Linked DNA regions of Homo sapiens: region 2 is linked to region 1. The links are chromatin loops, found by intact Hi-C in ENCODE. Cell type or tissue: transverse colon. All regions are shown on one strand. Each heading gives the region's core, and the rest is flanking DNA. Links, peaks and the distances in the headings are about the cores only.

The links. Hi-C counts contacts between places; a loop is a spot of excess contacts. Peaks named below come from ENCODE experiments on the same cell type or tissue, not always from the same donor. Only the 100,000 strongest peaks of a DNase experiment are listed, where the experiment ranks them.
Region 2: a loop joins it to region 1, with 9 times the contacts of the local background. A loop is called at or near these places in 2 of 110 quality-filtered maps.

Annotation. Positions count from the first base shown.
Region 1 is chr9:130,851,682-130,868,151 of GRCh38, reverse strand. ABL1 (ABL proto-oncogene 1, non-receptor tyrosine kinase) reads right to left here. Exons shown (of 11, transcript NM_005157.6): 2 at 13,915-14,088; 3 at 13,056-13,351; 4 at 5,117-5,389. Among named protein-coding and RNA genes, the nearest start is that of ABL1, 25 kb to the right of the region's middle. RefSeq lists enhancers at 1,376-1,670, 1,175-1,676, 4,664-5,164, 5,165-5,665, 7,575-8,424 and 1 more. In transverse colon, for the core only: no CTCF peak of the experiment used is centred there; a DNase peak (open chromatin) is centred at 9,631; H3K27ac peaks cover 3,446 bases.
Region 2 is chr9:130,799,661-130,816,130 of GRCh38, reverse strand. LOC124902288 (a long non-coding RNA gene) reads left to right here. Exons shown (of 3, transcript XR_007061823.1): 2 at 1-15. It also overlaps a transcript of ABL1 not described here. Among named protein-coding and RNA genes, the nearest start is that of ABL1, 27 kb to the left of the region's middle. In transverse colon, for the core only: no CTCF peak of the experiment used is centred there; no DNase peak of the experiment used is centred there; H3K27ac peaks cover 1,206 bases.

The DNA of each region.
Region 1 (16,470 bases), core at 7,652-12,651:
CCTGTCTCTACTAAAAATACAAAAAATTAGCCGGCGTGGTCGCAGGCACCTGTAGTCCCAGCTACTCGGGAGGCTGAGGCAGGAGAATTGCTTGAACCCGGGAGGTGGAGCTTGCGGTGAGCCGAGATCACGCCACTGTACTCCAGCCTGGGTGACAGAGTGAGACTCTGTCTCAAAAAAACAAAAACAAAAACAAAAAGCAAAAAAAAAAAAACCACTGGAGGGATAGAGTTAGACTGAGGAAGGCGATTCACACTCCAGAGGTGGGACTTGAAGCTCGAGAGGAAAGCCCAGGAGAGACCACCTCGTAGAGGAGCCCCCAGAACTCATCTCCCTGGCCAGAGGAGAACCCACTGCAAGGAATGCCTGTCTTGCAAGAGCAAGTGCAACCTGGCAACAGCAGGCTCCGAGCCCTCCTTGTGCGGCCAGAGAGCCACTGCGTACAACTGCCAAGGGTACGACTGCCCTTCTTCTCGGCTTCTTTCTGGAGCTCCCCAACTAACACCCATTTCCTGGGAGAAATAAAACCGAAACACACTGTGCTGGGTGGAGGAAACAGGCACTCTCTCAACACCACTGGGGAGTGCAAATTGATGACACAAACTCCTTGGAAGGTACTCTGGCAGTATGGTCAAGGCCATAAATGCACATGGTCCCTGATCCAGTAGTTTCTGGAAGCGGACCCACCAGGATAGTTTCACATACATGCAAATGAGGGGAATCACTGTGCTGCTGTTTAGAACAGCAAAATATTGGAAATAAGAGAAAGGCCCACTGAACACTGGTACATGTTAAAATATATCCATACAAAAACAAGACAACCTTATGTATATCAATAAGGAACAACTGCCAAGACACATGATGTGGACAACAGAAGACAGAGATCCGTGCCTATGGGATGCTGTCACCTGGTTAAAACAAGGTTCACATATGCGGACTCAGGAAAGACACAGAACTCGAGGGTGGGACAACCTATTCAAAAAAATATATCCTGCACATTATTTTCCACTGTTTAAGTAGTAAATTTGTCAGTTAGCTCATGAGTCAATCTAAATGCCACAGCTAGATCACCAGCGGTCTTTTCCAAATTCTATTACTTAGAGAACTGATTCATAGAAAAAAAAGACACTGATGTACAAACTCTGAATACAGTTCATTAAAAAATTGCAGCCTCTTAGCTGGGCACAGTGGCACAAGCCTGTGATCCCTGCTACTCAGGAGGCTGAGGTGGGAGGACTGCTTGAGCCAGGAGTTTGAGGCCAGCTGGGCAACACAGTGAGACCCCGTTCCCCCACCTCAAAAAAAATTAGAGCTTCTTGTACTTGACTGTTGGTTTTCTTAAGCACGTCCTCCCTTTAACACAGATAGCAAGACTATGTCCTGCCCAATACTATCAAAATTCAAGGGTGCAGTTCCCAATCAATGAGCCTTTGCTGTAATTCCAGCTTCCCATCTGCAGGGGTCAGCCTAGTGTCCTGCTTTTTTCCTGTTCTCTTCTGTCTTCCTTCTGCCTGGAAGGTATATGAATGACCCAAGGTTGCTTGACTTGTTCACTATGGAGTTGCGGTTAAAAGTAGGCCCTTGCTCCCCCTGCTGGCAAAAGAGGACTCTGGCTCTGCCCTTGGAGAAGCCAGCGATAGGAAACAGGCTGGATGGGAGGAAACTGAGGCCCAAAAATCGGCTGAGGGAAGGACGCTTGGGCAAGGCTGCAAGGATTTTTCAAGGGTTTTGAAGAGGAAGGTAGATCGTAGCCACAAACTGCAAAGGAAGTAAATGGGAGAGTGGGGGGAAAAGGTGATTTTTTTTTAAAAGGCATAACTGTGGCTTATGTAAATATTTTATGGTATTTGAGAAATAAGAATCTGGGTTCAATTTTAAAAAAGAAGAGCTGAGCTTTGGAGCTGAGTGCCCCAGTTCAAATCCTGATGCTGCCACTCCTGGCTGTGTGATGCCAGGTCAGTCACTTAACCTCTCTCTCTTCCATTTTCTCAGCATTAAAATGTTGATACAGGGTGAATGTCCCTTAACTGAAAGGCTTGGGGCTACAAGTGTTTCGGAGCTCAGATCTTTGCAGATTGGGGAATATCCACACTATATTACCAGATGAGCACTCCAAATTAGAAAATCCAAAATCTGAAATGTTCCAGTATGCATTTCCTCTGAGCTGCATGCCGGTGCTCAAAAAGTTTTGGATTTGGGAGCATTTAGGATTTGGGATTTTAGGGTCCGGGATGCTCAACCTGGAAGGATCTTAAGGTTGTGAGGATTCAATGAGATGCGACATGTAGTAAGCACAGAGGTCTCTGCCAGGCACACAGCAAGGGCACGATGAAGCTGAATGTTAGCCACTGCCATGATTTAGAATCCACTCAAGGATTTCAGCTTTTTTTTTTTTTTTTTTTTTTGGAGACAGGGTCTCACTCTGCTCCCCAGGTAGGAGTGCAGTGGCACGATTACGGCTCACTGCAGCCTCAACCTCCCGGGCTCAGGTAATCCTCCCATGTCAGCCTCCCAAGTAGCTAGGAATACACACGCACCACCACGCCTGGCTGATTTTTGGTATTTTTTGTAGAGGCAGAGTTTTGCCATGTTGCCCAGGCTGGTCTTTAACTCCTGGGCTCAAGCAATCCACCAGCCTTGGCCTTCCAAAGTGCTGGGATTACAGGCGTAAGCCACCGTGCCTGGCAATTTCAGCTTCTATAGCAAAGGTAAATGCCCCATATTTACACTAATCTTATTTGACAAATAGGCAACATACTGCAGGGATGTTTCTGCGCACGGCCAGGAGGAAGGAGGGCTAATTTATTTAGCAGTTGCTTAGTACCGTATTTTCAGTTAACACACTTCCAGAAAGGGACATACTGCCTTTTCCCTAATTAGATACCACTCCGGGTGACTGCCCACAGAAATCCACGCAATGACATCCTGTAATTCTTTACCAACTGTGAGATCGTAAGTTAATTAGGCTCTTGGGAAAAATTATTAGAAGTATAATTAAAAGCAGAGTAACACATTATTAGTAAAGCACATTCTGAAAGGCACCCACTTTAGATTCAGTGATATAAGAAACCCACCCCACAAACCACACAGGTCTCCAGCAGGTACCCTTCTCTGGAGTCTCCTCCTTCAGTTGTTCAGAAAACAATGCCACAGCACCATCTACTGAAGTAGCGTTTCCTCAAATGTCAAGTTGTACAACCCGATCTTGGAAGTTTTCAGACAAGCTTTTACTGGTTGAAATCTAGGGTATTTTGCGCTTGGAATCTTCCTTCATTTGACAAATCCTGGTGAAAGTGTGCTGAAATCTAGGCCATTCTCAGTTTGCTGAGCTGGTCAAGGCCCCATTTCTTGGGTCTGGTCTTCAACCCTGTGCAACCCAAGGAGCTGGGGCACCTGCACAGCTCCCCCGTCCCTCCTTCGTTCACCCCCTGGTGGTGTCCCGAGGACTGCTGCGCTGCAATCCTTCTTCCTCCTACTACCTGGACCACCCTATGTCTCAGATGAAGAACTCTGTCCCATTCATTTTCTAATCCAGTGTTGAGCCCAGGAACCGTCAAATAGAAGTGAAGAACTTGATAAATATTTATTCAATTAAGAAAAAGTCCAGGGCCGGGTGTGGTGGCTCATGCCTATAATCCCAGCACTCTGGGAGGCTGAGGTAGGCAGATCACTTGAGGTCAGGAGTTTGAGACCAGCCAGGCCAACACAGCGAAACCCCATCTCTACTAAAAATACAAAAATTAGCTGGGTGTGGTGGCGGGTGCCTGTAATCCCAGCTACTCGTGAGGCTGAGGAAGGAGAATCGCCAATTTGGGGAGGCGGAGGTTGCAGTGAGCTGAGATCATGCCACTGCACTCCAGCCTAGGCAACAGAGTAAGACTCCGTCTCAAAAAAAGAAAAGAAAAAGTCCTATCTGAGAAATATCCAGGGTCCTTAAGGTAACCCCAAACCATGCCCCCACCCCAGTGCCAGTCCTGCCTCAAAGACAGGCACGTGCTGAATAAGAGCATCAGGAAGCCACCTTTGGTTTCTAGGACTAAAGAATGTGATCTTTTCTCTAAAGCAGCCACTTCATACCAGTCAGAAATCATACTTCCCATTTCACTATGCCTTTGGGTGAAGGCATCAGGTCAGTCAAGGAGTCCCTAAAAGGCAGGCATGTGGCTGCACCAGTCTCAATGTGTGCACCTGACTTCTGAGACACATGCACAAACTAAACTCTATTTTTCCCAGAGGTGGATGTTTCAGTTCTTTTCTAACAGCTCTAAAAAGGGGCTGCCTCTCTTGATTTCTGTGCACAGGTCAAGGTAATCAAAGTTCATTTAAAACAAGTGGAAATAATGTAAGTCAACACTAGGGGACACCCTCGCCACAGGGAAAAGCCTGGATCACATTTTGAAGAATGCAAAGGGCTGAAAATGAAAACTTCCTTCCCTTGGCGTCCTAAGGGTTTCAAAGAACTTCAAAAGAAGAAAAAAACCTGCCTGGAAACTACAAACACTATTCATTAGTGGAGAGGGTAAAGTCCCAGTTAACAAGAAAGACCAGACTGTATCTGAGTTGGTCAAAAGCGAGTTTCCTGGATGCCTTTCTAGCGGGGACACTTCCACCTCTGCCTGCAGGAGTCTGGGCAGCTGCAGAATTGGAACCCACTGGGGATGCCCAGGGCACCTGCCTTCCAAATCAGCCAACAAAAATCCACAGAAGAGTCAAATGCATTTTGGTTAAATCTTCTTTCAAAACTCAGAGATCTTTTTTTCCTCCTTAACTCTCGGTAGGAAGTGATCTCCATGCCGCACGAACAGCATGGAAATCCACGGCTTTAAAAGAACCTTGCCATAAAATGAGAAAACCTCTCCAAATGACTAATCTTTTTACACCAAAACCCCTCCATGCTTGTCAGCTCTCACCATATGTGGAAACACACTCGGACTATGAGAATGATTCCACTCCTACAAAGACACAGGAATGATATAAGACGGAAAAGTCAATTCCGTGGCGCCAATGAAGCCCTCGGACAGCAGGCAGGAGGTAGACTTCCAGGCAGATGCATCGCCTAATGCCAGCAGACGCCTTGCCCCACGTACCCTGGGCACCCCCGGCAGTCCCAGCCTACCTTCAAGGTCTTCACGGCCACCGTCAGGCTGTATTTCTTCCACACGCCCTCGTACACCTCCCCGTACTGGCCCCCGCCCAGCTTGTGCTTCATGGTGATGTCCGTGCGTTCCATCTCCCACTTGTCGTAGTTGGGGGACACACCATAGACAGTGGGCTTGTTGCGCTTTGGGGCTGGATAATGGAGCGTGGTGATGAGCCCGTCGGCCACCGTTGAATGATGATGAACCAACTCGGCCAGGGTGTTGAAGCGGCTCTCGGAGGAGACGTAGAGCTGAAGGAAACAGGGAACAGCCTTCAGCCCACAGAGACAGGCAAGCTCAAAGAGCTCACGTGAGCCAGTTTGGCTGAGCCTTAATTCACTACACAGCAAAATCTCACATAAGGAGCTCTCCACACAGGACAGAGTGTTTAGAAGATCACTTCTGCTGTCTTTCTCTACGTGTGCTCTAAGTTACTCGCTCAAGCAAAAAGACACAATAAAAGGCCTCAGGGCCTCTGTACCTGCTGCTGCTCCCTCTGCCTGAAATCTCCCACTCCCTCATCTTCCGTGCCCAGTTCTCGCTTCCCGTTCCAAGGCCAGTTTTAAGGTCCGTGAAGTCTTCCCCAACCACCCAATCTAAAGTCATCACACGGCACGGGTCATCCTACCACCTGTCTTACTTCTCAGCAATGGACCCACTACTAGCTCATAATTTCCTGTTTATCTGCTTAATTACTGTCTGTCTCCACCTAAGAGCATGCAAGCTTCATGAAAGCAGAACCCTAAGCTGTCTTCATTCCAATGTTGAGAACAGGAAATCAACATGTAATAAGTACTCAATAAATAACTGTTGATTAAATTAACACATGGTAGAACTTGGTGGGTAGTTGCTGGTAGGAAAAGCGAAGAATTCATTTAATTTATAATTTAAAGGGGATAAACCTAGAATGAAATAGTGACCAGAAGATGAAAACCACTAAACACATCCAACACGAGGAAGCAAAAGGAAGGATTTACGACACAAGAGCATTCGGTCCCCGTGTGAGAGCTACAGCAGGTGAGGACCTAGGGTCAAACCCTGCATGTAGAGTTTGCATCTGGACACAACAGAGCTGGAGAGGAAGGAGAAGGAGCAGGCTGGCAGAAAGCAACAATGCAGTGGGTGCCAGCTACCTGTTTTCTTCTCTTTTCATTGGTGTGGCAAGGGAATACTTCCTTACCAAAAACAATTCCACATGAAAAATCCACATAAAACATCTGGACTCCAGGCACATAACTGAATCTACTGGCTTGCTCAGGGTAGCCAACCATCACTGAAGGTGGAAAGAAGACTTAAAATCATGACTAGGCATTCAGAAGACTTGCCCAAACTGCAAAGATGTGGGAAGAAGGAGCAGATTTGGGACAGTGGTGATGCTTGGGACGAGAGGGAGAAAAGGGAACAGGATCAGGCTTCAGCTATAACTGTAATATCTTATTACTTAAAAAAAAAGAAAAGGGAAGAAAAAGCCTGAAATACACACAGCAAGGCCAAGGCCTTTGGCTGTGGGTTATGTCAGGCACCATTACTATACGTCTGTAATAGTAAATAAGAAAAATGTTTTTAAAAGAAGGTAGCAAAGAAATATACAAGTTAGTCCCATTGACAACTCTCAAGAAGGTAAAAAGGATTCGTCAACAGGAAGGTTTCTCTTTCTTTTGTTTTGCTTGGGGAGATAACACAAGTGAATTCCTAAAACAGGCAAGCCAAAGGCACACATTTTGGGGTTACAATCTTTTGGTAACAATATCACTAAAATAAAATTCTGAGAAACGCAAAACTTGTCTAGAAAGATTGCTTCACTCTGGGGAACTTGCTCAAGGTGTAAGGACTGTGGCCTGGGGACACTGGCTTATCCCTCTGCAAGACAGGACCGCTGAATGGCAAGACTTATCAGGATGTGGCGGCCCTGCTTTTATTCTTGAGAGCACGGAAGAGAAGCCTCTGAGTGAACTGCTCTAGGGACACACACCATGAGTCACGCTCAGACCCACGAACGTGCACACAGGAATGTGTCGGGGAGCGGAAGTCGGCACCGCTGAGGGCTGCCGTTAGCTTCATAACCACACGGTGACGTCCACGCACTCTCTTCACTGCTGGTCACCAACACAAGTGCTGCACACAAAGAAAACGGAGCGGGACCTGGGGTCAGCTCCCAATCCCCGACCCTCTGGAAAAGACTGTCAGCTGTCCGATTACTTCACTGCCGGTGGCAAGTGCTCCAACCCCTGTTCTCACGTTAGCTCAGCTGATGATGTGCTCCCTACCAAGGACTCTAGAGAAGTGAGAAAAGCCATTCCAAGAAGACATTCCTGCAATCAGAGCACCACTCCCATCTTGGAAATCACTGGCACAGTACAGAGTCAAAGAGCCCGTGTGGCCTGCTGGGCTCCAGGGCAGGGCACCTGGGAGCAAGTCTCATTATCCCTCTCTCCCGTCGGAGCAGGAAGCACATGGGCCTCAAAGGAGCGTTCCCCAACTGGCGGATCGGGTTCCTTCACTCCAAAGTGGAATGCTAAGGGCTCCCCTAAGTCCTAGTTTACGCAGAATTTCTTCTTGGGCTCATTTGATTCCCCCATTGGCTACTGTGTTAGAGACTTCAGTTACAGGAGGTTTCACTGAATGGCCCAACTTTATCCTTTTCAATAATTAAATTTATAGACCTTGTTGTGACTTAGTTCATTTTTCAACATAAAACTTACATACTGACACTTACTAAATACTAAAACCATTCTCCCCCAAAGGCACCGCATATTTGGTTCACAGCCATCTTCCCCGTGTCCCACTAACAGTCAAGGCTGGTGCTTCCTTCTGATTAGTTCCAGGTTTTGAGCAGCACTTGTTGGGGAACTGTGTAATCATCAGGAATTCATGGCATGTTCAGGGAAGAAAGTAGTGTCATGAATGGCATGTCATTACGCTATGCACCTGGTTCCATGAACACTCAGGTGCTCAGTCAGGGCTGCTGCCTCTCCCTAATCATGCATGAACCTGAAGGATGGGACTTGTCAAAGAAACGCTTAGAAACAGCATTTTGCCAGGAGCAGTGGCTCACGCCTGTAATCCCAGCACTTTGGGAGGCCAAGGAGGGCAGATCACGAGGTCAGGCGTTCGAAACCAGCCTGGCCAACATGGTGAAACCCCATCTCTACTAAAAATACAAAAATTAGCCGGGCATGCTGGTGGGCACCTGTAGTCTCAGCTACTTGAGAGGCTGATGCAGGAGAATCGCTCGAACCTGGGAGGCGCAGGTTGCAATGAGCCGAGATTGTGCCACTGTACTCCAGCCTGGGTGACAGCCTGTCTCAAAAAAAAAAAAAAAAAAAAAAAAAAAAAGGAAAGAAAGAAAAGAAACAGCGTTTCTTTTGACAGCCACACTGACAGGCCTAACGGAGCTTAGACTTGTGCAACCTTTGGCTGCTTTGGGCCCGGGAGTCCCACCTCAGACATACTGTTTACAGGTTGCTCAGCCAGGAAGCAAGTTCCCCCGAGAGCTGCTCACACACCAGCAGGAAGGCAAGCCTCGCAGTACACAAGAACGGTCCAAAGCCCCTCCACCAGAGCAGGTTAGCCATGTGCTCGGCTTTTCACCAGGAGGCCTACGCCTGCTGAGCCACTGTCAGGGCGGGTAAACCTTAAACATCTAAGAGGCTGTGTAAATGGTCCCTTCCTGCAACTCTGCTGAAGCTTAGGGCCTTGGATCTGTCACTTCAGCAGACGATGAAAATAAATGTCAACTGGGCAAATTTCTTTCAAGAAAAGGAAAGACTCTATTAAGGACTAGAAGGAATCGAGGAACGTGACAGGGGCATCTCATAGAAGTCAATGAGGTGTGGACACATTCAGAACTAAGAACTTTAGGCAGAAGGTGGTGAAGAAAAATCAATCTTCAATTCCGCTATGTCAACAGAGGGTTACAACTTTGGGAAAGGATCAGAACAATGACAGTCAAATCCCCGGGTACCCAGAGATGTTTGAGCCTGTCAAGGCTCCTAGGAAATGGCAACGGCTCGGTTTAGTATTGGCCCCTTCAAGAGTCCAGCTCATAACTCCCAGTCCCCAGCTCTGGGCCCCGAGCTGATGGTCCTCGGCTGATGACCCACAAGGGCTGCTGAAAAGCTCAGAACACGAGGAGAGACACAAATAAGAGCCAAGAGCGGGGAGGCAGAAAGAAATCCTTTGGGGCCTTACAGAAGAATCTTCTAAATTCAGTTGTTTTCTAAAGATGAGCTAATTTAAAAATAAGAACCAAACTTATTCAACCCCAGCCTATTCCTCCTATCGGTCTTAAAATTTCCCCTTAGAAATCCAAAAAGGATTGCATCGAAGTTCTGCTATGTGAGCAGCATTTTTCAGCGGCGAGCCACACGGTCACACGCATAGCTGTGGGAGCTCCCTCTAACGATGTTCACTCATTCCAGTGATACGATCCCACCCAATACACCCCCTCGAGTGCGGCCCTCACAGGAAGGAACCTCCGCAGACGGTCTGCTGGATGACGCTGTGGGCTCAGAAGTCCCCAGGTGCCCAAACGGCTGATGGGAGAGTCTGTGCCAGACGGGGAGGGAGGAGGCAAGACGCCAAGGGAAGTGTGATGTGTTGCCCAATGGTGGACACTGCCTGGTCACATAAGCTCCCTGTGCTCTACCTGGAATGAAACAAACCCACCTGGCACATACTAGCTTTTAGACAGAGGCATCTTAGGCAGATTCTCCCTCTTTGGATGAATCTCAAATTCTGCAAATCACATATCCCATACGCAGGCCTTTCCTTGCCCATTTGAACAGTATTTTAGATCAACCCCTAGCTAATGAGCTGTCACACTAGATCATGCCTGCCTGCATCTGTTCCAAGGTTGCTGATTAAACAGCTCTAGGGAAAAGAAACCATTATCCTGTTCGGTGCAAACCTCAAGTGACTATCTCGGTGCAGCATGACTTGCCTTGGATAAATAGCACACATGGGAAGCAAGCTGTCTGCTCCAGAAAATCACCCCCCATGGGCGGTGCACCCTGGTGTTCTGATTCACTAGAAAGGTACCCTTGTGGTCTGAAGGCTCTTTCAAAGGGCCCAATGTCCTGAAGTACGTCCCTCAGAATGGAAGAACGCAGCTCCACCTCTGGGATAAGAACAATAACCCAAAAAGCAAGCTGACAGGCCCACGTCTAGTCACACAGGGATAACAGGCTCTTTTGTCCGTCACGCACACTGCAGTGTTGGTACTAAAGAATTCTGCAGTGGTGGAAAGCATCAGATATGGGCAATAGGATTTCAGCCAGAAGACTTTGGGATGTGAAGAAAAATAAGAACATTAAAAAGGAAGTATATGTATGTTCATATGGTACAAGTGAATGTGTGAAGACAGCCAAAAAAAAAAAAAGTTAAAAAGGTAAGTGGGGACTAGCCTATCAGATACCACAACATGGTATGAAGCCATAGCAATTACAAGTTTGGTACTGGCATACGGATAGACAGACCAATGGAAGAGAACAGAGAGGTCAACAGGCCTAGATACACATATACACTTGGTATATTTCTAACATGTAGGAAAAAGATGAATTTACTAAATGGCATAAAGATGACCCAAAATATGCCACATGGATATTCAACATAATGAGATGCCATTCTTTACCAGTCAGAGTGACAAAGGTGTTTTTACATGTCTAATAATAAACTGTTGGTGTGGGTTAAGGGGAAACAAGCCCTTTCATGGATTGTTTGTGGGAGAACAAATTTGTACAATTTCTATAGAGGGTGACCTGGTGATGCACATAACCTTCAGTCAGTTCTGGCAACTTATCTGCACACACTTACACCCACATAAAGAAGCACGTGCAACGCATTTTCAAACCAGGCCATGGGCCACTAGTCAGTCTATGAAATAAATTTAGTGGATTACAACCAGAATTTTTAAAAAATGAAATAGAACAGAATGAAATACAAACTATCAGAGTGCGTTACATACAGTAAGGGTAGGTAAGACTTCATGAAACTTTTGTTATATTGTGAGGGCTGGGTGGTGGTGTAAAATGAGTTTTTCTTACAGCAGAACCAGATTTTTGAAAAGGTTTGAAAGCCACCTCATATCAGCATTATTTACAATAACTAAAGATTGGAAACAACCTAAAAGTCAACCAGCAGGGGACTACTGAAATAAGTGACAGTCCATCCACGGTACACAGTCACTGGTAAGAATGAGGCAGCTCTAAACCTGTTGCCATAAAACAATCTCGAAGGTGTATTATCACACGGGAGAAGCATGATGCATTCGCGTGCATGTATCATTTGCGTGCCTTTTTGAATATAAACATCCACATAAACATCTATATACCATCCATCTGTGTCCAGGTAACTCTAGAAGGAACTAGTACCAGTGCTTGCCTCTGGGCAGGAAAAGTGAATTAGGAGACGATTACTTTTTACTGTAATTCATTTTGTTCTTTTGATTTTTTTTAACCATATGCATGCATTACATACTATTTAAAAAATATAGGCTGGGCACAGTGGCTCGTGCCTGTAATCCCAGCATTTTGGGAGGCCGAGGAGGGCAGATTGCTTGAGCTCAATAGTTTGAGACTAGCCTGGGCGACATGGCGAGACCCTGTCTCTACTGGAAATACAAAAACGGCCAGGCGTGGTGGCTCACGCCTGTAATCCCAGCACTTTGGGATGCTGAGGCAGGTGGATCACCTGAGGTCAGGAGTTTGAGACCAGCCTGACCAACATGGTGAAACCCTGTCTCTACTAAAAATACAAAATTAGCTGGGTGTGGTGGTGCATGCCTGTAATCCCAGCTACCTGGAAGGCTGAGGCAGGAGAAATGCTTGAACCCGGGAGGTGGAGGTTGCAGTAAGCCGAGAACGCACCATTGCACTCCAGCTTGGGCAATGAGAGCGAAAATGCCATCTCAAAACAAATAAACAAACAAAAAACAGCTGGGCATGGTGGTGTGCGCCTGTGGTCCCAACTACTCGGAAGGCTAAGGTGGGAGGATCACTTGAGCATGGGAAGCAGAGGTTGCAGTGAGCCAAGATCGCACCACTGTACTCCAGCCTGGGTGACAGGGCAAGACTCCATCTCAAAAACAAACAAACAAACAAACATACACCATCGGGACCACCTATCAACACTGTACCTCAACTACAGCCTGGTGCAGTAGAATAAACTGTGGGATCCAAGCCTATTCCATCAGTGACTCACTAGGTTGACATCGGGCAAGATCTCTTTATGCCTCCCTTTCTTTAATGCAAAGATGCAGGTATTATAGCAATACCTCAGTCAATGTTAACTCCTCCCTTCTCTTTATGGACTCTTAAGGATTATTTATATGAAGACCACAAAATCATATAGGCCACCTCCCTTACAACACCACACTTTGGGTTTGGTAAGCTGTGGGTTTGATCCCGGTTTTCACTGAAAACTGCATGCGTGTATGCACGTATGTCCACACACCTCTCCATGAATGTGTTCATCCGCAGGAAGAAGCCCACGTGCCAGGCGTCTGTGGGGGAGGGGATAGTAAAGTGGTCTTTCGCTCTAAGAAAGGTTATCTATTATTTGAATTTTTCTCGTTGGGGATGATTTCTATCATTATAAAATATTTTTTTTAAAGGAAGAATCTTATTGTAAAAAATGTGTCCAAAACCCAACAGATATTCCTCCTATTTTAAGTAACTTGCTAACAACAAAACTCTAGCAAGACAATAAGAGAATCATACCAGTCCCAGGAACTTGTAATATCACAGAACGGATCCTCAATAAAGGGTCTTCATAAGGCTAATGGAATGACTCCCACCTGAAAGATTCTTTAAACATCTTCTTGGTTGAGCTTTCTTGCAATAATTTATCAATCCGACAGCAGGACCTCTGGTTCCCCTGCCCTGGGCCCATCAGCGCCCCCTGCCAAGGGTCCCCTACCTTGCCATCAGAAGCAGTGTTGATCCTGTAATGGTACACCCTCCCTTCGTATCTCAGCGAGATGGACCTCTGGCCAGGACTGCTCTCACTCTCACGCACCAAGAAGCTGCCATTGATCCCGCTGCTCAGCAGATACTCAGCGGCATTGCGGGACACAGGCCCATGGTACCAGGAGTGTTTCTCCAGACTGTTGACTGGCGTGATGTAGTTGCTTGGGACCCAGCCTTGGCCATTTTTGGTTTGGGCTTCACACCATTCCCCATTGTGATTATAGCCTAAGACCCGGAGCTTTTCACCTGAGAAGAAAGGAACCAAATCAGACATATCAGCTTTGGAAACCAGCTTCGTTCTTTTTCATTGATTCTTGTGTAACTACTAAAAATCTCCAAATTCCTAAATACCAATTTCATTTTAACAAGTCCACATAAAGATATGCATTTATAAGTGTATGAGAATTCACGTTTACATTTGAAGCTTCCTGTTTGTACTGAACAGATAGGTAAGTGTATAGCCTCAGTTTTTATAAATCAATTATGTTTATTCAAGTGCTCTGTTCCTAATATAAGACATTTTAGGGAAATAATGCTTTTTCTTAGGGGAAAAATTGCGTTCAGTATTTTGTCCAGCTGTCCTTTTCAGTATAAAAAATAGGGCAAGTTCTGTTTTTGCCCAGGGCTATTGTACAAGAACTCCTCTAAGGAGAGTCGACTCCCTTAGAAACATGCAGTTGTTGTTTTGGATATCCCTGCAGTCCAGATTTCAAAGCTGCTCCTTTAACGAGCAAAGGGTGGTAGGTCAAACCGCAATTCCCAGATTTCTATCTCCTGCAACCACCACTAGCTGCCCACAACCCTTTTACCTTTAGTTATGCTTAGAGTGTTATCTCCACTGGCCACAAAATCATACAGTGCAACGAAAAGGTTGGGGTCATTTTCACTGGGTCCAGCGAGAAGGTTTTCCTTGGAGTTCCAACGAGCGGCTTCACTCAGACCCTGAGGCTCAAAGTCAGATGCTACTGGCCGCTGAAGGGCTTCTGGAAGAGAAAGGGGGGAACAGAAAAAAGAAAAAGGAAGAGAAAATTGGGAGAAAAAATTAGTTTTATTCTCAGAAGCAAAAATATTTGTGTTTCCAACATTACACATTCCTATTTCATTTCTTAACATCTGTACATACTATTATCATTAAGGTGGTTTTTAAAAAACTCTTCCTTTACTAAATCTTGTGGAAATTAAGTATTTTCACTCCAAGGTGGTAATTATTGTTCCCCAATAGTTTGAGCTTCTAAAATTCATGGATTCAATATGACTTTAGTCAAATTAAAACAGTCTATCCACATATGCATTTGCCTTTGCTTAAAATATGCAATGAAAATTTCTTGCTTTAGCCGGGCATGGTGGCTCACGCCCGTAATCCCAGCACTTTGGGAGGCCAAGGTGGGTGGATCACCTGAGTTCAGGAGTTTGAGACCAACTTGACCAACATGGTGAAACCCTGTCTCCATTAGACATACAAAAATTAGCCGGGCATGGTGACGCACACCTGTAGTCCCAGCTACTCAGGAGGCTGAGGCAGGAGAATCGCTTGAACCCAGGAGGTGGAGGTCTCAGTGAGCAGAGATTGCGCCACTGCACTCCAGCCTGGGTAACGAGAAACTCCGTGTCAAAAAAAAAAGCCGGGGGTGGATCATGAGGTCAGGAGTTCAAGACCAACCTGACCAACACAGTGAAATCCTGTCTTTACTACAAATACAAAAATCAGCCGGGCATGGTGGCAGGTGCCTGTAGTCCCAGCTACTTGGGAGGCTGAGGCAGGAGAATTGCTTGAACCTGGGAGGCGGAGGTTGCAGTGAGCCAAGATCGTGCCACTGTACTCCAGCCTGGGTGACAGAGTGAGACTCCATCTCAAAAAAAAAAAAAAAAAAAAAAAGAAAAGTCAAATCGTACAGAAGGGCTTAAAATGAAAGACAAATACTTTCTATCCCAGTCCTCTCCGCTCCCAGAGGCAGAGCTGTTTTTTTGGTGATCACCCCCACCTCTCTAAGTACCAGCTAGATCACTGGAGTCCTATTCTCCGTAACAGACGCACACCTTCACTGCCTGTTCTTCCAACTAGGACAGCGTCTCTGAGGACTTACTTCACAAGACAAGGCTATTAACACACCCCACCCGTCCTTCCAGCTTTCTTGCCCCCACGACCACCCTCAAATATGTTCTTCTGTAAATTTTTTTTTTTAACCTTGTGGCAATTATTATTACAGAATAGAAAAAACTGTTACTAAACTTCCATGTTTTGTCTGAAACAGATTCTAAAAGTTGGAAATCAATCAACAGCTCTTAAATTAGAAAATGTGTGAATATTATTCATTACAGGGTCAAATAGGTTATTTGTTCCTGAAGTTTCTTCTTGCCTTTTTTTTTTGAACAGGGCTCAAACGCTCCAGAATTTCTTTGTGATAAAGACAACGTGTAGACGAGTTCTTGCAAACCAGCAAATCAAATAACCTCAAGTAGATCTTACAGTTGAAGAACATTGTGGAGTGAAATCCAAAATACTCATTTAAGGAACTACAATTTAAAAATCACTAACTGGGCCAGGCACAGTAGCTCATGCCTGTAACCCTAGAACATTGGGAGGCTGAGGCAGGCAGATTGCCTGAGCCTGAGCTCAGGAGTTCAAAACCAACCTGGGCAACACGGTGAAACCCCGTCACTACTAAAATAGAAAAAACTAGCCGGGCATGGTGGCGGGCGCCTGTAGTTCCAGCTACTAGTCCCAGCTACTCAGGAGGCTGAGGTAGGAGAATCGCTTGAGTCTGGGAGGCGGAGGTTGCAGTGAGCTGAGATCTCGTCTCTGCACTCTAGCCTGGCAGACAGAGTGAGACTCCATCTCAAAAAATAAATAAATAATAAAAATAAAAATCACTAACTGAAGTAAACCTTTAGGAACTGTTTCTCTGAAAGAGTAATCCCAAATCATGTCATTATGATGTTTAGTAATTTTTATTATCTTAAAAAGAGAGGCCCGGCGTGGAGGCTCACCCCTGTAATCCCAGCATTTTGGGAGGCTGAGGTGGGCAGATCACCTGAGGTCAGGAGTTCGAGACCAGCCTGGCCAACATGGCAAAACCCCATCTCTACTAAAAACACAAAAATTAGCCAGGCAAAAATATGAAAATTAGTGGCGGGTACCTGTAATCCCAGCTACTCAGGAGACTGAGGCCGGAGAATTGCCTGAACCCGGGAGGTGAGGCTGCAGTGAGCCGAGATTGTGCCACTGTACTCCAGCCTGGGAAATGGAGTAAGACTCCATCTCAAAAAAAAAAAAAAAAAAGAAAAAGAGAGGAAAATTCTAATTTGAAAAGAACTGAAGGATCTACCAGATGCTTGAGCCAAACAAATGGTAACAAAATTGTTTT
Region 2 (16,470 bases), core at 6,394-11,393, 51 kb after region 1:
GGAGTGTAAAAGGAGGTAAGTCAGAGGTTATAGTGGGTGGGGAGACGGGGTGAAGCCTCACAGGTGACTGCCAGGGCTCTGGTGCTTGTTTGTTTATTTATTTATATTTTTTGAGACAGAGTCTCACTCTTGTTGCCCAGGCTGGAGTGCAGTGGCGCAGTCTTGGCTCACTGCAACCTCCACCTCCTGGGTTCAGGCGATTCTCTTGCCTCAGCCTCCCAAGTAGCTGGGATTACAGGCGCCATCACGCCCAGCTAATTTTTGTATTTTTAGTAGAGAGGGGGTTTCACCATGTTGGCCAGGCTGGTCTCGAACTCCTGACCTCAGGTGATCTGCCCACCTTGGCCTCCCAAAGTGCTGGGATTACAGGCATAAGCCACTGCACCCGGCCTCTGGTGTTTATTTAGAAGGAGCTGGGAAGGTACTGGAAGGTTTGCAGCTGAGGCGAGACAGAAATATGACATTTAAAATGATTAGCTCTGGCTGCTGTAGGGAGAAGAAACTAAGGAAATACCAGCAGAAGCAGGGACCCTGGCCAAGAGGCTAATGAAATCATCCAAGTGAGAGATGACAGGGGCTTGGACAAGCAGAGGTGACCTGGATAGACTCTGAAGTTACGGTTACCTGAAAGACTGGTACGGGGTTTGACAGAAAAAGAAGAGTCAAGGAAGATCCCAAAGTTATTGGCCCTGGGCAAGCAGAAACATGAAGCTGGGTTTAACTGAACAAAGGAAGAAGTGACTATATCAGATCTGGGGACAAGATATGAAGTTCAGTTTTTTATTTTTATTTCATTATTTTGAGAGTCTCACTCTGTCGCCCAGGCTGGAGTGCGGTGGCATGATCTCAGCTCACTGCAACCTCCGCCTCCCGGGTTCAAGCGATTCTCCTGCCTCAGCCTCCTGAGTAGCTGGGATTACAGGCGTGTGCTATCACGCCTGACTAATTTTTGTACTTTTAGTAGAGATGGGGTTTCACCATGTTGGCCAGGCTGGTTTGTAACTCCTGACCTCAGGTGATCCACCTGCCTCAGCCTCCCAAAGTGCTGGGATTACAGGCGTGAGCCACCATGCCCGGCCTGTCTGATTATTTTAATTAAGACTTTAAGTCAGACAGAGGAGCTTATTTTGGCTACTCTAGATCCTCTGTTGCACATGCATTTTAGAATCAGCTTTATTTTTACTAAATTTTATTTGTATTTTACTGATTTTTTTTATTTTACTAAACTTTATTTTTATTTTATTTTATTTTTTTGAGACAGAGTCTGGCTCTGTCACCCAGGCTGGAGTGCAGTGGTGCAATCTCGGCTCACTGCAAGCTCCGCCTCCCAGGTTCAAGCCATTCTCCTGCCTCAGCCTCCTGAGTAGCTGGGACTACAGGCGCCCGCCACCACGCCCGGAGAATTTTTTGTATTTTTAGTGGAGACGGGGTTTCACCGTGTTAGCAAGGATGGTCTCGGTCTCCTGACCTCGTGATCCGCCCACCTCGGCCTACCAAAGTGCTGGGATTACAGGCGTAAGCCACTGCGCCCGGCAGATGGTTACTTCTTGAGTGAACTTTGGTAGTTTGTGTCATTCAAGGAATCTGTTTCTTCTAGATTGCTGATCAATATTCAGTTATTACACTTTCAATATCTTTAGAATCTGTGTGATGTCATCTCTTTCACTGCTGATATTACAGTTATTGTCTTCCCTTTTTTCCCCTGATCAGTCTGGGTAGAGGTTTATGAGTTTCATTGCTCTCTCAAATAACTAGCTTTTGGTTTCATGATTTCTGTACTGGTTTTCTGTTTCATTGATTTCCAGACTGGCCTTTTCTTTTTCTTTCTTTCTTTCTTTTTTTTTTGAGACGGAGTCTCGTTCTGTCGCTAGGGTGGAGTGCAATGGCGCGATCTCGGTTCACTGCAACCTCCGACTCCCTGGTTAAAGCGATTCTCCTGCCTCAGCCTCCTGAGTAGCTGGGATTACACAGGCAAGCGCCACCACGCCCAGCTAATTTTTGTATGGTTAGTAGAGACGGGGTTTCACCATGTTGGCCGGGATGATCTCAATCTCCTGACCTTGTGATCTGCCCGCCTCAGCCTCCCAAAGTGCTGGGATTACAGGCATGGGCCTCCCTGCCTGGCCACACTGGCTTTTTCTTCTGCTTAATTGGGGTTTCACTAGTCTTCATTTTTTCTAATTTCTAAAAGTGGGACCCCAAGGTCATTGATTTGGGACCTTTGTTCTTTTCTGATACAGATGCTCAACTTAAAATTGGGTTACATCCTGAAAAACCCATCATAAAATTGAAAAATGTAAGTTGAGACGTCATAAGTCAGGGACCATCTGCACTATATAAATTTCCCTTTAGCTCCATCACACAAATTTTATGTGGCACTTTCACCTTCATTCAGTTCCAGATACTTACTTACTTCGCTGTTGATTTTCTTTGACCCATGATTTACTTAAAATTATGTTATTTTCCAAATATTTGAAAGATCTTCCAGATACCTTTCTGTTATTAATTCCTCATTTAATTCCTTGTGGCCAGAGATCATACTTTCTTTTTTTTTTTTTTTTTTTTTTTTGGAGATGGAGTCTCGCTCTCTCAGCCAGGCTGGAGTGCAGTGACACCATCTCGGCTCACTGCAACCTCATCCTCCCGGGTTCAAGTGATTCTCCTGCCTCAGCCTCCTGAGTAGCTGAGACTACAGGTGAGCGCCACCATGCCCAGCTGATTTTTTGTATTTTTAGTAGAGAAGGGGTTTCACCATGTTAGCCAGGATGGTCTTGATCTCCTGACCTCGTGATCCGCCCGCCTCAGCCTCCCAAAGTGCTGGGATTACAGGCGTGAGCCACCGCACCTGGCCAGAGATCATACTTTCTACAAATTGAATCAGCTTACATTCACTGAGGCTTTTGTTTGTTTGTTTTTTTCGAGACGGAGTCTCACTGTTGCCCAGCTGGAGTGCAGTAGTGCAATCTCGGCTCACTGCAACCTCTGCCTCCCGGGTTCAAGTGATTCTCCTGCCTCAGCCTCCTGAGTAGCTGGGATTACAGGTATCCACCACTACACACAGCTAATTTTTGGTATTTTTCGTAGAGACGGGGTTTCACCACGTTGGCCAGGCTTGTCTCGAACTCCTGACCTCAGGTGATCCGCCCGCCTTGGCCTCCCAAAGTGCTGGGATTACAGGCGTGAGCCAACCCGCCGGGTCTACTGAGGCTTTTAAAATGGCCCAGAAAATGATTTGTCTTGGAAACAGTTCCATATGCACTTGAAAAGAACGTGTATTCTGCTGTTTAGGGGTCGAATGTTCTACTGAACATCAATTAAGTCAAGTCAGTTGATTATATTGTCCAAATCTTCTATATCCTCACTGATTTTTGTCTACTTGTTCTATCAGTTTTTGTGAGAGAGTTGTTAAACCTTCAACTATAATTACAGATTTATTTCTCCTTGAAAAGTTTGTATTTTGAATCTCTGTTAATACATGCATAAACATTTAGAATTATGTCTTGATGAATGTATCTCTTTATTATTATGAAATAATTCTCCTTTATCCTTGGTGACATTCATTTTAAAATATAGTTTGTTTAATATGCCACTAAGGTTTTCTTTTCATTAATGTTAACATATTAACATCTTTTTCCACTCTTTTGCTTTTAACGTATTTGTATTTTTATATTCAAAGTGGGATAACTGTAGACAGCATATAAATATAAATAGGTCTTGCTTTTTTATCCAATCTCACAATGTCTGCTTTTAATGAGGATTTTTTTTTTTTAAGATGGAATCTCGCTGTCACCCAGGCTGGAGGAGTGCAGTGGTGTGATCAGAGCTCACTGTAGCCTCAAACTCCTGGGCTCAAGTGATCCTCCCACCGTAGCCTCCTGAGTGGAACTACACCACCACACCTGGCTAATTTTTTTTTTTTTTTTTTTTTTTGTAGAGATGGAGTCTCACTTGGCTTCCAAAGCTGGTCTCAAACTCCTGGCTTCAAGTGATCCTCCTAATCCACCTCCCAAAATGCTGGGATTACAGGCATGAGCCACTCTGCCTGGCCCTTAATGGTGAATTAATTATTGATATGAATTTTAACCTACCATCTTGCTCTTTGTTTCATATTTGTCCCATCTGCTCTGTTTGCTTTTCCTGTTTAGTTTTTTTTTCTGCCATCTTTTGGATTATTTAAAGATATTTATCCCAACTTTTTTTTTTTTTTTTTTTTTTTTTTGAGACGGAGTCTCACTCTGTCGCTCAGACTACAGTGCAGTAGCACTATCTCCGCTCACTGCAACCTCTGCCTCCTGGGTTCAAGTGATTCTCCTGCCTCAGCCTCCCGAGTAGCTGAGATTACGGGCAGGTGCCACCACCATGCCCGGCTAATTTTTGTATTTTTAGTAGAGACAAAGTTTCACCCTGTTGGTCAGGCTGGTCTCGAACTCCTGACCTCATGATCCACCCACCTCGGCCTCCCAAAGTGTTGGGATTATATCCCAACTTTTTATTGTTGTTGGCTCATTAGCTATAACTCTGCTACTATAGATTTTATCATATGCATCTTTAACTTATCACAGTCTACCTTCAATTGACATTATACAACTTCACATGTAGTGTAAAAAGCTTACAAGAGTATATTTGTTCTCCCACTCCCAGTCTTTGTGCTGCTATTGTCATAAACTTTACTTCTATGTAAGTTACAAATGCTACAATGTGTAATTACCTCTAAGACATATCTTTTAATGAGACTGAAACAAAAAGAAAAAATATCTTATGTATTTATCCACTTAGTTACCCTTTGCATTGTCTTCATTTATTTTTATAGCTCCAGTTTTCTTTTATTTGTTTGTTTATTTAGACAGAGGGTCTCACTCTGTCACCCAGGCTGGAATGCAGTGGTGCGATCATAGCTCACTGCAGCCTGGGACTCCTGGTGGCTCCAGTTTTCTACCAGTTATCATTCTCTTTCTGCTTTAATTACATCCTTTGATATTTCTTGTACTGCATATCTACTGGTAATAAATTCTTCCTTTTTTTTTTTAAAGTCTGAAAGAGACCTTATTTTGCCTTCATTTTTGAAAGGTATTTTCACTGAGAAAAGAATTCTAGGTAGACAACTGTTTTCTTTCTTTGCTTTAAATGTATTGTTCCACTGTTAACCTGGCTTACATTGTTTCCAATGAGAAATCTGGTGTCACCCTGATCTTAAGTATATAATGTATCTTTTTCTTTGGCCATTTTAAACCATGGTTTTAAGCAATTTGCTTAAGATGTGCCTTAGTATATAGTTTTTCTTCATGTTTCCTGTGCTTGGAGTTCCTTGAAATTCTTGGATCTGTGTGTTTACTGCTTTCATTACACTTGGAAATTTTTCAGCCATTTTTTTTTCTCTCTCTATATATATTTTTTGGTCCCTCATACCCTCCCTTCCTTCAGGGACTCCAATTCCACACACATTTGGCTACCTGATGTTGTCCCTCACTTTACTGATGTTGTGTTCATGTATTTTTTTCAGGGTTTCTTTTTTTTTTCTGCTTCATTTTGGATAGTTTCTATGGTTAAGTCTTCAAAATCACAAATCTTTACTTGTGCAATGTTTATTCTGACAGTCTTCAGTGTATTTTTCATCTCTGTATCTTTCTTTTTTGTGGAGACGGAATCTTGCTCTCTCGCCCAGGTTGGAGTGCAGTGGTACGATCTTGGCTTACTGCAACCTCTGCCTCCCAGGTTCAAGTGATTCTCCTGCCTCAGCCTCCCGTATAGTTGGGATTATAGGTGCACGCTACCACACCCAGCTAATTTTTGTATTTTTAGTAGAGGTGGGGTTTCACCATGTTGGCTAGGCTGGTCTTGAACTCCTGACCTCAGGTGATCCACCTACCTTGGCCTCCCAAAGTGCTGGCATTACAGGCGTGAGCCACCATGCCCAGCCATCATCTTTCATGTCTTTACTTAACATATTAAATCTTTTCTTTAGCTTACTGAACACATGGAATACAATTATAATGACTAATGTCTGTAATGTACTACTTATATAATCTGTCTCATTTCTGGTCAGTTATTGGTTGTATGTTACTACTTCTGCTCATACCTAGTAATTCTGGAATGGCTGGTAAACATTGTGCATTTTACCACACTCGGTCCTAGATGGTTTTGTATCCCTAAAAATATTCTTCAGCTTTTGTTTGGAAAAGGTTTGATCTTTTTGGTCTTGCTCTTAACCTTTGCTAAGCAAGACCAGAATAGCATTTATTCTAGGATTAATTTTTCCCAACTATTGAGGCAAGACTTTTGTGATGATTAACATTATGTGTCAACTTGACTGGGCCATACGTGCTCAGATCTTTGGTCAAACGTTAGTCTGGCAAAATGCGTAAAGCAGCTTGGCCTCCCTAATGTGGGTGAGCCCCATTCAATCTGTTAAAGGCCTGAATTGAACAAAAAATCTGACCCTTTCCTGAGTAAAAGAGAATTCTTCCAGCCTAACTGCCTTCGAACTGGGACATCAACTTTTTTCCTGCCTTTGGACTTGAACTGAAACATTGGCTCTGCCTGGGTCTTGAGCCTGTCAGCCTTTGGACTATAGCCACATCATTGGCTCTCCTAAGTCTCCATCTTGCTGACTCGCCCTGCAGATTTTTGGGACTTATCAGCCTCCATAATCACGTGGCAATTCCTTACAATAAATTTCTTCACACGTGCACACACACACACACACACACACACACTCTCTCTCTCTCTCTCTCTCTCTCTCTCTCTCTCTCAAGAACCTTCACTAATACAACTCTTCTTAGTACTCCAATCAATACCCCTGAATCATGAAATGTTCTACTCTGCTACTGGGAACAGGAACTATTTCTGGCCCTGTGTGAACTCCGTAAATGGTTCTCTCTAATCCTTTTGAGTGGCTCCTTCCCTGAACTAAGGGGTTTCCTCACATGGGTGCACTGATCAGTACTCAACCGAATACTCGAGTGGGCTCCCTGGGCATCTGCAGGCCAGTGTTCTCTTCTCTGTGCATCTCTTGCCTCTTTGTTTCTCTGCCTGTGAACTCTAGCTGCCCCAGCTGCCCTGGATTTTCATTTTACCTCTTCAATGAGGAGAGACTGCTGGGGCCTGCTGATGTTCCTTCTCCCCGCACCGCGGTCTGGAAACTTTCTCCGAGCATTAAATCAGAGCAATCATAGGGCTCTATTTCTCAGGTCTCAGGATTCGCTGTTCTTAATCACCTTAGACCTAATAACTTCAGAGTTTGACATATTTTCTCCAGTTTTACAGTTGTTTCAGGTGACAGGGTAAATCTGAGCCCCATTAGCTTAGCCAATCATGTGTGGACACAAATGTAAGAATTTTAAGAGTTCAGTTTTGACCTGTTAGATAAGTAGTTGAGTATACAAATCTGGGATTTATAAATGTGGGAGTCATCAGAGTATGGCTGGAGTTTAGAGCTACAAGACTAAACAGTCTCACCACAGAAGTGTTCAAGGTGAAACTGTCTTATTTTATGTAAAAGATGAATGCGAGGCAAGTCTGAAGGCCCTATCTATCTACCCACCTGCCTACCTACCTACCTGCCCACCCATCTTGAAATTGGGATAAAAAAGCTGGGTGCGATGGCTCATGCCTGTAATCCCAGCACTTTGGGAGGCCAAGGTGGGCGAATCACCTGAGGTCAGGAGTTCGAGACCAGCCTGGCCAACACGGTGAAACCCCATCTCTACTAAAAATACAAAAATTAGCCAGGCGTGGTGGTGCATGCCTGTAGTCCCAGTTACTCGGGAGGCTGAGGCAGAAGAATTGCTTGAACCTGGGAGGTGGAGGTTGCAGTGAGCCGAGATTGTGCCACTGCACTCCAGCCTGGGTGACAGAGCACGACTCCATTTCAAAAAAAAAAAAAAGAAGAAGAAGAAGAAGAAGAAGAAGAAGAAGAAAAGAAATTAGGATAAAGGTTGTCACAGCAATACCGGGTTAACATGCTTATTTGATTTAAAAAAATGAAGTCAAAATTTTACTGACAGAAAGTAAATCTATGTTTGACCAGTTAATCTGTTTTTTTTTTTTTGATCAGTTAATTTGATAAAGAGAACTGGCTTGCCAATTTATATAAATCTACATCTGCAAAAATTTTTTAAATTATAATTAAGGGAGGGCAGGCACAGTGGCTCACGCCTGTAATCCCAACACTTTGAAAAGCTGAGGTGGGGGGGATCACCTGAGGTCAGGAGTTCGAGACCAGCCTGACCAACATGGTGAAACCCCATCTCAACTAAAAATACAAAAATTAGCCGGGCATGGTGGCGGGTGCCTGTGATCCCAGCTACTCGGGAGGCTGAGGCAGGAGAATCTCTTGAACCCTAGAGGCAGTGACTGCGGTGAGCCGAGATCGCACCATTGCACTCCAGCCTGGGTGACAGAGTGAGACTCCATCTCAAAAAAAAAAAAAAAAAAAACTATATATATATATATATATATATATAAAATTAAGGAATGTATAAAATATAATGGAAAATACATCCTTTACAACTATTTAAACTTATAATAAAAATCTTAGATGTCAATTTAAATGTGCAAGGGGGTAAATACAGTTTTTAAAAATTCTATTAGAAGACCAGGCGTGGTAGCTTAAGCCTGTAATCCCAGCACTTTGGGAGGCCACGGCGGGCAGATCACTTGAAGTCAGGAGTTCAAGACCAGCCTGGCCAACACGGTGAAATCCCGTCTCTACTAAAAATACAAAAATTAGTCAAGCATGGTGGCATGCGCCAGCTACTCAAGAGGCTGAGGCATGAGAATCTCTTGAACCCAGGAGGTGGAGGCTGCAGTGAGCTGAGATTGTGGCACTGCACTCTAGCCTGGTCAACAGAGTGAGACTGCATGTCAAAACAACAAATTCTGTTACGGAGTACACAGGAAAGTTTGAAGACCACTGGATGATGGCCTACTCACACAATAGAATACCATGCAGGTATGAAATATAAAAGCAAACTTTTTTTTTTAAGATGGAGTCTCACTCTGTCGCCCCAGCTGGAGTGCTGTGGCAGGATCTCGGCTCACTGCAACCTCTGCCTCCCGGGTTCAAGCGATTCTCCTGCCTCAGCCTCTCGGGTAGCTGGGATTACAGGCGCCCGCCACTACGCCCAGCTAAGTTTTTGTATTTTTAGTAGAGATGGGGTTTCACCATGTTGGCCAGGCTAGTCTCGGACTCCTGACCTCCTGATTCGCCTGCCGCGGCCTCCCAAAGTGCTGGAATTACAGGCATGAGCCACTGTGCCCAGCCAAAAACAAATTTTTTAAAATAATGATGAAACTTTCTATAGACAAATAGGAAAATGTATCCAAGACATATTGTTATGTTAAAAAAATAAAGGTGTGTAGGTCCAGAATACTTTACACAGTATGCTAGCTTTTGTGTGTAAGAATGGGATTTAAAAGTATATACTTATATTTGTGTAAATTAAGACATATAACATTTTATGTCATAATTAATTTTTTTGAGACAGTCTTCACTTCACTTTGTTGTCCAGGCTGGTCTTGAACTTCTGGGGCTCAAGTGATCCTCCCACCTCTGCCTACCAAGTAGCTGGGACTACAGGCGTGCATCACTGCACCCTGCTTATGCTAATTTTTAAATGTGTGAATGCAATTTTTTTTAAAGTCCTCACAGGAAATAGAGCTGGCCTGGCTTACTAACAAGCTTAAATGCAATATGGAGTTCTCTGGGATACAAGCCTTATTGGTACAACTACCTACAGTAATTAAATCACCTTGGATTGACTCCAAGGCAGATTTATCTTACCATAAAGGCAACAGCTTTAGTCTTTTTGCCTCAAAAGAAGAGCCAGACTGTGAGCTCCTTGTGGGTTGAAATTATATCTGATCCATGTTTGTATATCTGTTAAGCAAATGGTATTATAGTGAGCTTCCACAGACCTACCTCCTAAGGATGGTGACAGATATCTACCATTGAAGAGTTTGCTGGGATTCTACCTGGTGGCATCTGGTCTTTGACCAGCTTCTGTAGACATGAGGTTTGCAGAAGCACCATTTTCACTAACTATTGTAACTCTCATGGGGTCTTCTTAATCTGGTCCTCTGGGCCAGACACCTGCTTTCTTCCTATTTTAAATCATTTGCATCTCTCTCTGACTGGTATAATTCCACCATTCTGAAACTGCAGTTGCCACGCTGAAAATGTTGTTATAAATAAGATTATTCATTTAAAACACACATTAACTTCAGAACAAAAAGGTTAAAAAAACCTCATGAGGAGATCCTCTGTCCTGCCTGTCTAAAAGACAGGTCAGTAACTTTGTTTAACTGAAGGGCTTCCCCCTTCATCCCCCTACTTAATAAGAGCTGGCTTTTAAAGGACATGGCTTAACAGAATTGTCAAGGTCCTGAGTTACTACTGAAACCAGCTGAACTGACTCTGGCTTCTGTGGTTTGAGTTGGCATGTCAAAATGAGTTTCCCTGCATCTAAGTCTTCTCCCCTCCTTAAACAGAGAAGGGAACTGGCCCTTCCTATCTCTCTGAAGCCAACTTCTGCTCACTTCTTTCTTCCTTCCCCTCCTACTTTTTCTCTTTTCTTGGGAAACTTTGGAGATCAATCAATCATAAACAATTGTTCTGTCATTATGAATATACCGAAGAAATATCTAGTACAAGTAAACAGTCAAGAAATTCCGTAAGAAAAAGAAAAACTTTCTAGGCCTGTGATTGTAGAAGGTTTATTCATATTAAAATGTGCCACTTTGAAAATGTTGTTATAGCTGGGTGCAGTGGCTCATGCCTGTTATCCCAGCACTTTGGGAGGCCGAGGTGGGTGAATCACGAGGTCAGGAGTTCGAGACCAGCCTGACCAATATTGTGAAACCCCGTCTCTACTAAAAACACAAAACAAATTAGATGGGAGTGGTGGCATGTGCCTGTAGTCCCAGCTACTCGGGAGGCTGAGGCAGGAGAATCACTTGAACCCAGGAGGCAGAGGTTGCAGTGAGCCAAGACTGTGCCACTGCACTCCAGCCTGGGTGACAGTGCGAGACTCTGTCTCAAACAAACAAACAAACAAAACAGAAAAGAAAATGTTGTTATAAACAAGATTATTCACTTAAAAGACATATTAACTTCAGAACAAAAAGGTTAAAAGAAAACCTTATGAGGAGATACTCTGTCTTGCCTGTCTAAAGACAAGTCAATAACTTTGTTTAACTGAGAGACCTCCCTCTTGGTCCCCCTACTTAATATGAGCTGGCTTTTGATAGATGACTCTTTGGGCTAGAAATAGAAGTTAATATTAGCTTAAAAACAAGTCTATGCATCCTTCTGATTTTATTATGATATAAAAACAATGTTAACACAACAATTAAATCAACCCAAGATTTGGGCTTAACTTCTCGTGATTTAAACCTTCTAAATTAACTACATTAGTTTTATAGGTCCAGTAGGATCTCGTTTGCACAAATTGTTTAAAATTTCAAAAATATAAAACTGTTTAATTGAAAGAAATTGTAATAAAAGACATCTTTTTAAAATGATTTAGTCTCATGAATTTTTTCTTTTCGAGACGGAGTTTGGCTCTTGTTGCCCAGGCTGGAGTGCAATGGCGCGATCCTGGCTCACTGCAACCTCCACCTCCCGGGTTCAAGCGATTCTCCTGCCTCAGCCTCCTAAGTAGCTGGGATTACAGGCATGCGCCACACGCCCACTAATTTTGTATTTTTAGTAGAGACGGGGTTTCTCCATGTTGGTCAGGCTTGTCTCGAACTCCTGACCTCAGGTGATCTGCCCACCTCGGCCTCCCAAAGTGCTGGGATTACAAGTGTGAGCCACTGGTGTGAGCTCACTGCCGAGATCCGCCTCCTGGGTTCACGCCGTTTTTCTGCCTCAGGCTCCCAGGTAGCTGGTACTACAGGCGCCCACCACCACGCCCTGCTAATTTTTTTGTATTTTTTTAGTAGAGACAGGGTTTCACCGTGTTAGCCAGGATTGTCTCGATCTCCTGATCTCGTGATCCACCCGCCTCAGCCTCCCAAAGTGCTGAGATTACAGGCGTGAGCAACTGTGTCCGGTCATTTTTTTTTTTTTCTTAAGAGGTCTCACTCAGTCTCTTGGGCTGAAGAACAGTGGCATGATCATAGCTCACTGCAGCTTCAAACTCCTGGGCTCAAACAGTTCTCCTGCCTCAGTCTCCTGGGTAGCTGGGACCACAGGTGTGTGCTTTGCCTCATTAATTCTTAAAACACTTCAAGTCATAAAGACTTTGATGTGTTGGCCTAAGTTTTAATTTCCAGGTGTTTAGTCAACTTTAAGATCTCTTTAGCTGATAATAAACTGAGTTAATAATCTTTGGAGACATGGACAATTTCTAATTAGGAAAAAGGTCCAAACACCAGCCTTATGTATTCCGTTTTCAATAAACCTTTTATTGAAAATTGTCAAATGGATGATATACAAAAAGTGAAATCAGAATTTGTTTCCTTTCTGTAAAATGGCCAAGTTATTCTACCTCCAGATAACAGATTCCTTTCCTTTTTATCCTCAAAATATTTTGTTAACTATCTGAATTTTCCAGCATATTCAGGAATCGTTTTAACAAAATGTTCAACTTTTTAAAGTTACATCTCTATAACCATTTTATTTATTGTTGTATGTTTCCAAATTATTGCCTTTAACAATTTTGTGTCTTAGGATATTATGATTTATGTCATGCACAGACATGACAGAAACATGCATAGAAAAAGTCAAAGCATTTTTGGCTGGGTGGCTCAGAAAAGAGAAGCCAGGAAACTATGAATAACAAAGAGAGCCGGCTGGGCGCAGTGGCTCTCGCTTGTAATCCCAGCACTTGGGGAGGCTGAGGCGGGTAGAGCATGAGTTCACGAGTTCGTGACCAGCCTGGCCAACATGGCAAAACCCCTTCTCTACTAAGAATACAAAAATTAGCCGGGCGTGGTGGTGCGGGCCTGTAATCCCAGCTACTCAGGAGGCTGAGGCAGGAGAATCGCTTGAACCCGGGAGGTAGGGGTTGCAGTGAGCTGAGATCGCGCCATTGCACTCCAGCCTGGGTGACAGAGGAAGACTTCTGTCTCTAAATAAATAAACAAATAAATAAATAGACTGAAGTAATCCTAGAAGGGAAAAAGGCAGGGGAAGATCTCCAATCCCCGTACAATCACATCCCTGACTGACCCTTGAGCCACTCATGCATGGGACAGACACAAAGCAGCTCAGCTACAGACTAAAGATCTCAGAGAGAAACACATTTGTGTTCAAACCCAGCCAAGAAAACCACCTGATAAAACCAAACAAGTATTAGAGAAAAGTAACAGAATCCAGAATATCCAGAATTTGACATTCATACAGTCCAGTAAACAATCCAGAACTACCCACCATACAAAGAAGCAAGACAGTGGGACAAATTAGTTCAACTGCCAGTCTAACCTGCAGATCAACAAAATGCTGGAATAGACAAAGATTTTAAGCAGCTATTATAATCATCTCAATGAAGCAGTATAAGGCATGTTTCCAATGAATGAAAATCTCAGCTAAGAAGTAGGAAATCTCAATGGGGGAAATAGGAACAACAAAAAATAATTAAATGGCAATTCTAGAACTGAAAAAAATTAACTTTTTGAAATAAAAAATTCACTGGATATACTCAGCTGAATGGACAAAGAAAAGGACAGTATGTGCATTTCAAAAAAGATGAGTAGAAATTAACCAAGATGAAGAAGAGAGATAAAAAATTGAAAAGGCTGGCATAGTGGCTGACACCTGTAATCCTAGCATTTTGGGAGACCAGGGCAGGTGGATTGCTTGAGCCCAGGAGTTCAAGACCAGCCTGGGCAACATGGCAAGACTCTGTTTCTAGTAAAAATCAAAAAATTAGCCAGGCGTGGTGGCACGTGCCTGTGGTCCCAGCTACTCAAAGAGGCTGAGGCAGGAGGATGGCTTAAACCCAGGAGGCCAAAGTTGCAGTGAGTCGTGATCACACCGCTGTACCATCCAGCCTGGGCAACAGAGAGAGACCATTTCAAAAAAAAAAAAAAAGACTGAAGGAAAAAAATGAACAGACTCAGAGACTTGCTACATAATGTCACGTGTTCCAGTGGGTAACTACAATACCAAAAGGAGAGGGACAGGGAGAATGGGGTAGAAAAAATTTAGAAGAAACAAGAGCCAAAAACTGCCCAAACTTAATGATACGCAGATACTTGAAGATGCAAGATGCTGAATGTACACCAAGAAGAAACAAAGCAGCTTGCACTTCATAGTCAAATACTCCAAAACCAAAGATAAAGAGCAAATCTTAAAAGCAGTGAGAGAGAAAGGGCAGGTATGGGAACAGGTATTAAACAGATGAGAACAAGGACCCAATGAAGGGCTGACTTCTCATCGGAACACATGAGCCAAAAGACAGTGAAACATCTATAAGGGGCAAAAACAAAACAAAAGCCAACAACAAAAAGACACAACCCAAAACTAAAACCAATACCAAAAAACTTGTCAACCTCTATACTCTCGGATTATAATTCTATACCCAGAGAAAATATCCTTTAAAAATGAAGGCAAAGGGAAGACATCTTCAGATGAAGGAGAAAACAAAGAAAATCCATTGTCAGCTGGGCTTGGTGGCTCACGCCTGTCATCCCAGCACTTTGGGAGGCTGAAGCAGGCAGATCACGAGGTCAAGAGATCGAGACCATCCTGGCCAACATGGTGAAACCCCGTCTCTACTAAAAACACAGAAATTAACTGGGCGTGGTGGCACGCACCTGTAGTCCCAGCTGCTCGGGAGGCTGAGGCAGGAGACTCGCTTGAACCCAGGAGGTGGAGGTTGCAGTGAGCCAAGTGTGCCACTGCACTCCAGCCTGCATGATTGAGCAAGATCCTATCTCAAAAAAAGAAAGGAAAAAGGGCCGGGCACTGTGGCTCAGGCCTATAATCCCAGCACTTTGGGAGGCTGAGGTAGGTGGGTCACTGAGGCCAGGCATTCAAGACCAGCCTGGTCAACAGGGTGAAACCCCGTCTCTACTAAAAATACAAAAATTAGCTGGGTGTGGTGGCGGGCCCCTGTAATCCCAGCTACTTGGGAGGCTGACGCTGAGAATTGCTTGAACCCAGCAGGCAGAGGTTGCAGTGAGCCGAGATCGTGCCTCTGCACTCCAGCCTGGGCGACACAGAGAGACTGTCTCAAAAAAAAGAAAAAAAAAAAAAGGAAAGAAAAAGGAAAAGAAAGTGAAATAGAAAAGAAGGTAGGGAAAATCATATGCTCACACAATGGTGAATACACAAATGTTCATAGCAGCTGTACTATAATAGCCTCAAGTTGGAAGCAATCTAATGTTATCCACTAGTAAAATGGATAAATTGTGAGATATTCATATAATGCAATATTACTCACCAAGAAAAAGAGGAAATGTAAATACATACAACAGGAGTAAATCTCAAAAAAATGATGCTAAGAGTAAAAGAAATCAAATACAAAAGTCTATGATTTTTATATAACTTTTATATGGTTCCATTCATAGGAATTTCTTGAAAAGACAAAACTACAGACACAGAAAGTGGATAAGTGTTTGTCTGGGGCCAGAGGCTGAGGGAAGGAATCCACTGGAAAAAGGCACAGGAAAACTTTTAATGTTGAGAGAACTGTTTTTTGGTTTTGGGTTCTTTTTTTTTTTCAATAGGTTTTTGGGGAACACATGGTGTTTGGTTACATGAATAAGTTCTGTAGTGGTGGTTTCTGAGATTTTGGTGTATCCATCACCAAAGCAGCGTAGAGAACTGTTTTATAATCTTGGCTGTGTTTGAGGTTACATGATTGACACACAGTAATTCACCAAAATGTATACTTAAAAATGGGTGGATATTATATGTAAATAATACCTTAATTTTTTTAAAAGTACTTTAAAAAATAATCACCCAGCCCACATCCTAAAATTCAATAAGTATCTATAAAAATACATTTTATAGTTGGGTGCGGTGGCTCACGTCTGTAATCCCAGCACTTTGGAAGGCTGAGGCGTGTGGATCACGAGGTCAGGAGTTCGAGACCAGCCTGACCAAGATGGTGAAACCCCGTCTCTCCTAAAAAATACAAAAATTAGCCAGGCCTGGTGACAGGTGCCTGTAGTCCTAGCTACTTGGAAGGCTGAGGCAGGAGAATCACTTGAACTGGGGAGGCAGAGGTTGCAGTGAGCCGAGATTGCGCCACTGCACTCTAGCCTTGGCGACAGAGCAAGACTCCATCTCTAAAGAAAAAAAAAAAAGTATAAATATCCCAAAATTTATAAATAAGTATCCTCTCTTGACTAACACACTCTGTCAAGGTAGCGTCCATTATTACACAAAGCTTTTTTTGATTGACAGAGTTCCCTGGAAGTCTCCGAGGAGTTACTATTGGCAAATTTCAATTATATGGTACTTATAAAATAAGTTACACACTTTATCATCATGATATTAATAATGGTCAACACTTCACT